Regions from separate parts of the Homo sapiens genome. Here region 2 is linked to region 1. A link is a contact called in ENCODE Hi-C data. All regions are on one chromosome and are shown on one strand. The core of a region is the stretch at or near the end of the contact, and the rest is flanking DNA. Distances in the headings are between cores, read along the strand shown.

The links. Hi-C counts contacts between places; a loop is a spot of excess contacts on that map. Pooled maps may share reads with other maps.
Region 2: a loop to region 1 is called in a map of CD4-positive, alpha-beta T cell, with 2.3 times the contacts of the local background. The contact joins the promoter of ZSCAN23 here to the promoter of ZKSCAN3 in region 1. A Hi-C loop is called at or near these places in 1 of 168 maps with a recorded cell type or tissue (CD4-positive, alpha-beta T cell), 2 of 37 single-sample maps with no recorded cell type and 10 of 50 pooled maps.

Annotation. Positions count from the first base shown.
Region 1 is chr6:28,347,596-28,351,242 of GRCh38, reverse strand. It overlaps ZKSCAN3 (zinc finger with KRAB and SCAN domains 3), which reads right to left and starts at 1,296. Exons shown (of 6, transcript NM_024493.4): 1 at 1,176-1,296. It also overlaps a transcript of ZSCAN31 not described here. RefSeq lists an enhancer at 1,002-1,361.
Region 2 is chr6:28,442,208-28,446,262 of GRCh38, reverse strand. It overlaps ZSCAN23 (zinc finger and SCAN domain containing 23), which reads left to right and starts at 2,772. Exons shown (of 4, transcript NM_001012455.2): 1 at 2,772-2,864. RefSeq lists enhancers at 2,590-2,669, 2,840-2,889, 2,463-2,973.

The sequences.
Region 1 (3,647 bases), core at 47-2,546:
GGCCCCTACTTGGATCTGAGCCAAACTGATCACAGTGGGAAGGCACAAGATTGGGAAATTGGTTGCCAACACAAAGTATTTATCAAATCAGTAAATATACTGAAGATAAGGAAAGGAAAGTTTCTCATTAACAGAAAAGAGTTACAAGTCTATGAAAGAGCTAACCCTGTAAAAGTTGGGTTGAAATGAAGGGTGTTAGTATGAAGCCAGTTTCAGGCTAGGGCGTTCCTGGAAGCTCGAAAACTGGTGGATCTCCAGCACTAAGCAGGACATCAGATTTTTGCAAAAACCAGGGGTCCTAGTCCTTTTTCACTATTAAAAACTTCTATTGTTCCTCCTAATCTCCAGCCAAGGAAAAGGTACCCCCGAGTCTTAAAGCCTTTGAGAGTTTGAGTATCACAACGTCCAACACAAACCAGTTTTGGTCTTTGCTTTGGGATAGGCTCTTTTTCAGAGTATCTTATTTTTCCCTCCTAAAATATAGAAATCATCCATTACAAAGTGAATTGATGAATGACAGTAAAATTGAAAGCAACCGTACAAAAGCCAGTCACTAATGTGTCATCATAGTTATAAATAATAATAGTACCACTAATAAAAGCAAATCTTTAAATCATGCTTACTCTGCACCTTACCCATACGAATGCATTCAATCCTCACAACAACCCAGTGAGTTAGGGAATATTATCCCCATTTTACAAAATAGTAAAATGAGGCAGAGAGAGAGCTTAGGAACTAGTGAAAAGTCACACAGCCAGTAAGTGGCAGAGGCAGGATTTGAACCAGGTAATCTGACTCCAACGTTCTGGCTCTTGGCCAGTACCACAGAATAATTTAAAGACCTTGAAACTGACCTTGTTACCAGGCAGTGCAAAAATGTAACGGCTCCCATTCTCGAGGCTTGTCTATGTGACCCATGCATCCCGTCTCCAAATACCCTCAAGAACCGACCCGGACACTCGGTAACGGCCCTAAACAAGGGACACCCATATTGGGCTCTACGCAGGAACGCCGAGGACCACTTCATTCCGCCGCAGAGCGCCCTTCCCTCCCCCACGGCTTCTCGCAGGGGTCTCCCTCCTTGGGAGCCGAGGCTGCAGGAACTGGGGAGGGAAGGGCCTCTCTCCACAAACACACACACACACACACACACACACATACTCCTGCAAACGCACCTCTACCCGGGGACAAAAGAACTGCAGGACCGACAGGAGGAGAGCCGCGGGATGAGATTTAACCCCACAGTGGAAGGCCGACGCCGATTCACCCCATACTCACAAAGTGCTTGAAACTAGCAAACCACCCGCAGGGCGGGGCACAGAAGCCACTTCCGGGCCTCTCTAGCCACCTCCCTGACAGACTCTGTCGTTTGCTAGCTCGGCACCTTGTGTCCCCTCCCCTTTTGCTATTAAAGAGGCTTTTAAATTTTTATTTTTCCAGCTATAACTAAGGGAGAAAGGCAAGGTGCAGAATTATTTTCATAATTTGCTATATTTGCGAATAGAAGAGAGTAAAAAGAATCTAAATTATGTGTGCGTGTGTGGCACAAAGAAGCCCTGGAAAAATCGGAAAATTAATAATGGTGGTTACCTACGAGAGGTGAACGGTCAGAAACTGAGTGAAAACGGGGACAAGAGTGAGAAGGAAAGTGTTAGGGTGCATGTTTTAAATGTACTTTTAATTTTAGAGTTGATTGCATTGCCTAATTAGAATATGAATTCTAAATACATAAATTTTAAGGAACATGCTGCGTGGTTTACATAAAAAATCCAAGATAATCTAACACTCAAATTATGATGATTAATAAGAGAGTTTAGCAAGTTGGCTGGACTTTTTAAAATTCATGTTCACAATCACATTCTCCATCAAAATTATAAAAATAGAATTTTTAAAAGACATCTATCACAGAAGCAAATACTTACAAAAGATACCTGAATGGAAACATTAGTAACTTTATTCATTAGGGATAAGTAGTTGAAATATATACCTATATATATGAGACATATATATACACCTATATATATGAGACATATATATACACCTATATATATGAGACATATATATACACCTATATATATGAGACATATATATACACCTATATATGAGACATATATATACACCTATGTATATGAGACATGTATATACACCTATGTATATGAGACATGTATATACACCTATGTATATGAGACATGTATATACACCTATGTATATGAGACATGTATATACACCTATGTATATGAGACATGTATATACACCTATGTATATGAGACATGTATATACACCTATGTATATGAGACATGTATATACACCTATGTATAAGACATGTATATACACCTATGTATATAAGACATGTGTATACACCTGTATATGAGACATGTATATACACCTATATATATGAGAACTCAATATCATAAAGATATCATTCCTTCCTAAATTGATACACAAATCCAGTACAAAGCAAATCAAGATTCCAATTGTGCTCAGTGGAACTTGACTAGTTGATTTTAAATGTATATGGAATAATGAAAGAGTCACGAATCCGAGACATTTTTAAAACAAATGAAGGAGCTGCAGAAACTTGCCCTATATAATTTATTATAAAATTATAGCAGCTAAGACAATATAGTATTGGCACAACTACAGACAAATAGACCAATGAAACAGAACTGAGGACTGAGCAACAAACATGTATGTGTGGATGCTTGATATATGGTGGAAATTGCATTACAAATCAGTGAGGAATAAAGGAGCTACTTGACAAATAGTACTGTAATATTTGGATATCTAAATGGAAAAATGAAATAAAATTGGGTTTCTACTTTATATGTTGCACAAAAAATCAATTCCAGTCAGCTAACTTTCAGACTTTTAAAAGAAAATTTAGAATAATTGCTCTTTTTTCTATTCACAAGTTTGCTTCTATAGAATCATTTTTTTATGAGCTCAAGTAAAACAAGATTTCTTTTAAACTGCATAAACATACAAACTATAAGGAAAACAATAAATAAATTTGACCTCATTAAAAATTAAAACTATATCAAAAGATACTAGAAACTAATGGTAAAGACAATTAAATTAAAAGGTTGGGAGAAGATATTTGCAACACATATAGTCAACAAAGGATCAGTCCACTGAATATATAATAAACATCTACAAATGAATAAGAGAGAAAAAAGCCAACAATCATACAGAAAAAAAATGGCAAAAAATATGCACAGGCAATTCCCAGAGAGGAATCTCGAATGACCAATAAACATAGCATATACAGTTAATCATTAGCAATTAAATAAAGGCAAATTTTAAATCATTTTATACCAACACCTGAGTAATAACATTTGCTGATAAGAATGTGAAAATTTTGAGACTGTCATACACAGTTGCTGGGACTATAAATTGGTACACTCATCTAAAAAAGCAATTTTGAAATATATAGTAAAGTTGAAATATATGGTAAACCTGAAAATGATACACACATTGGCCCAGCAGCTTCAAAGTACTTACCCTGTAGGAGCTCTTGTACATAAACAAAAATGTTAATTGACTAGTCTAGGCCAGACATAGCTTTAGATGCTCAGGATATAACAAGGGCAATAAAAGGTAAAGACCCCTGTTCTCATAGAGCTAATGTTCCAGGGGAGACTGAGCCA
Region 2 (4,055 bases), core at 1,523-4,022, 94 kb before region 1:
AAAATTATGGTACATCCACAGAATGAGTTATTATGCAGGTGTGAAAAAAGAGGACTACTTCAAAAACAGGACATTTCTAGGCTTTTCTGTTAGATGATAAAGCAAGGCATGAAAGAATGTATATAACATAACTTATGGGGTACAGAAGATAAATACTCATTTTTGCAAGAAAAAAGAGAAAAAGTAGGGAAGGGAGGAGGGAATGAAGAAGGAAGGAAGGAGAGGATAAATAAATAATGAAAATTGGGTATGAGTATATGTGGTAAAGGGACTGGGGATGGAAGCAGAACTCCTCTAAACATACCTTTTTATATAGTGTGGATTTTGAACTAAGTAAATGTTTTGAATTGTCAAAAAAATTAAAAAGGGATGAAAGCAAACCCTGAAATGGAATATAAACAGAAACAAATGCTCCTAACCATATATCGTTTAAAATATAACCACAGAGAAAATAATTAATTCAAATAAGGTATTTATACAGCTATACTCCCTTAATGGGATATAATTCAAAAACAAAACAAGCAAAGAAATTTTGAATTCTACATAGTAGATATGTTATTGCTAGTGATGTATTGGTATTATAATCTTGAAACTATTTTGTTTATAAGAAACTATTTTGTTTGAGTGAATTTATTTATGCTGTTGGGAGCCAGAGTTTTCACTGTGGGTGAAAAGAAAAAAAACAAATGTGCAACGGTGAAAAATGTAAAAGAATTCTGTGGAGTTGTTTTTGAACAGAAAGTATCTTATAAAATCCTCCATATATATATTATATATGTATATGGAGGATTTTATATCTGTATATAATATATATTATGTACATAATATATAGTATATAATATATTATATATGTTATATATAATACACATATATATAATATAAAATCCTCCGTATATAATATATAATATATAGGATAATATGTAATATGTATTATATATAATATATAATATATGATATATAGGATAATATATAATACGTATTATATATAATATATTATATATATAACATATTCATATATTCTAGCTCTTGTACACTGAAGGAGCCTAGAGGCAATAATATGTCCTAGTAGTGAGAGGTGAAGCTGGCTGGGCTTCCGGTTAGGGTGGGGACATGGAGAACTTTTCTGTCTAGCTAAAGGATTGTAAACACACCAATCAGCACTGTGTCTAGCTGAAGATTTGTAAATGCACCAATCAGCACTCTGTGTCTAGCTGAAGATTTGTAAATGCACCAATCAGCACTCTGTAAAAATGCACCAATCAGCACTCTGTGTCTAGCTAAAGGTTTGTAAACACACCAAGCGGCACTCTGTAAAGATGGACCAATCAGCACTCTGTAAAATGGGCCAATCAGCAGGATGTGGGCGGGGCTGAATAAGGGAATAAAAGCTGGCTACCACCCCCGCCCCAGTCAGCAGTGACAACCTGCTAGCATTGATTTTTGTGCTGTGGGATCTTTGTTCTTTCCCTTTTCACAATAAAACCTTACCACTTTTCAGTTTTTGGGTCTGCACTACTTTTAAGCATTGTAATGCTCACTACGATGGTCTGCAGCTTCAGTCCTTAAGTCAGCGAGACCACGAACCCACCAGAAGGAAGAAGCAACTGCAGGCACGCCACCCTTAGGAGTTGTAACACTCACTGCAAAGGTTTACGACCTCACTCCTGAAGTCAAGTGAGACCACGAACCCACCGGAAGGAAGAAACTCTGGACGCATCTGAACAGCAGAAGGAACAAAGTCCAGACACACCATCTTTAAGAACTGTAATGCTCACCGTGAGTATCCGCGGCTTCATTCTTGAAGTCAGAGCAGGAACCCACTGGAAGGAGCCAATTCTGGACACAGTAGACTGGCAGGAACCAATGCCAGACACAGTAGCAATGAGGTTATTCATTGCCCGAAATCCAGATCTTGGTTTCTATATACCATTTTTCACTGATGTACTGTAGCTTCATGAAGCAATGGTGATTCTAGGTTTAGGGTAGGAATAGTATAAAATGGGACTGAAATATCTTTTGTGAGAAAGTGAAGTGCACAAAAACTGTTGGGAACTTATCAAAGGACATAGAAACCTGTTTGTGGCCGGGTGCGGTGGCTCACTTCTGTAATCCCAGCCCTTTCGGAGGCCGAGGGAGCGGATCACTTGAGGGACAGGAGTTCAAGACCAGCCTCACTAAGGCATAGTGGTGTGTTCTTGTAATCCCAGATACTCAGGAGGCCGAGACAGGAGGATCACTTGAACCCGGAATGCGGAGGTTGCAGTGAGCTGAGATCGCATCCACTGCACTCCAGCCTGGAGACTTTGTCAAAAAAAGAAAAGAGAGGGAGCAGTGTGAAAGGGCTCCAACTGACCAAATTTTAAATAATTTGAGCATCAACATAATAATAACAGTAATTATTTGTAAAGGAATCCATGAGTTCATCGTGATAAAATGAGACGGCAGGGAAAAGAAAGGGTATTCTTTGCAGGAAATGGCAACTAATAAATGTAGAAATGTGCTTCAGTTTCCTCACCTGTTAAATGGAGATAATTGTACCTAACTCACAGGGTTGTTATGCGGGGTAATGAATTAATACGTGTTAAAACACTATGTTGGCCGTTATTATATTGCCGCGTGGAAGACAATGTGTCACCTAGTATCTCACTTAAGACTACAGACGGGATTCAGAGTGACGACCACAGAGGTGTGGAAACCTCCGGCCTTCCTAGAAGGAACACAGCCGGAACCGCTGTTTCGCGGAGAGCGGGCCGCGGTGACGCATTTCCGGCCTTTGTAGTTTATCATTCTTTGGGCTGCGGTTGTCAAGGATTCAGAGCAGATGTGATCTGCGCTAGGTGGCATCTCCTCTCACGGATGCCTCGGTGAGCTTCGGAGTCGGGCTACCGCTGAGGGGCTTCGGAAGGGCCAGTCTGTGCACTGCGACCTGGACTGGGTGTGGGGATTTGGCGGCAGGGTCTTCTTGGCCAGAGATGGGCCGGGCAGGTGAAGGGCAGAGGAGGTTGCTCCGCAGCCTGGAAGGGCTTTGTTAACCAAAAGTCAGCGTCGTTGCCCCTACCCCTTTCCCCCACCCTATGTCTGTTCCTGAGCTCTTCAACCTCTCTGCCCTGTACTGATGGCACTCTGAACTCTCCGTATCTGCATCTTAGGATTCAAATAGATTCGGATATGAAGAAATGTTTGTATTTTCCGATGTCTTATTCTCTACTGTGGACTTATTTTAAAGAATGAGCAGGGATAGTTTTAAACTATGCCACAGCCTTTCTTAGTCTAACTCACATAGTATAAAGGCTCTTGCTGCTATCGAATTTTTTAAAAGAATAAATAGCATCTACTATGTGCCAGCCCAGCACTGTTCTAAGCACTTTACAAATATTATCTGCTTCTCATAACTCTATGAGATAGACACTATTATTATGTAGACTACACCCCACCTCTCTGTCCCGCCCCTTTTTAAAATTAACATACAAGAAGAAAATGAAGTTAGTAACTTGCCCAAGGTCGTAGAGCGAGTAAGGGGTGTAGGCAGGATTCAAATACAGGCAATTTGGCTCCAGACTCCATTTTCTTAAAACCTTTGCTATGCTAACTCCACTCTGTTCCTATATTAGCTTTACAGCTATAACCCGGGAAGTTACTTCGCTCATTTGAATCCCGTCCTTCTTTTGTACCTCAGTAGTCCTGGGCTTCTAGTTAGGATTTGATTGGAGAGAATATATCTGAAGACGTATATCTTTCAGTGTTTCTGCAAACCTGATGAAACAGCCGTTTTATTGGTTTGTGTGCATGTTTTCACCCACTCATCTTGTTCTTTGAGCAATAGAAAAAGATTACAGTCTTGGCCCTAAGGGAAAGTAGCAACTATTAATTAAACTACCATTGTACCAAAATTGTACATTATCTTATTAAAAGATTAATTTGCATGTTTATATGCCAGGTTTTGTGCAAAAACACTTTGTATGCATTATCTCATTTAATATTCTCAACAAGTTGGCAAGGCAGTTGTTGACCTCATTTCATATATGAGCTTGAGGCTTAGAAAAATCAACTAACTT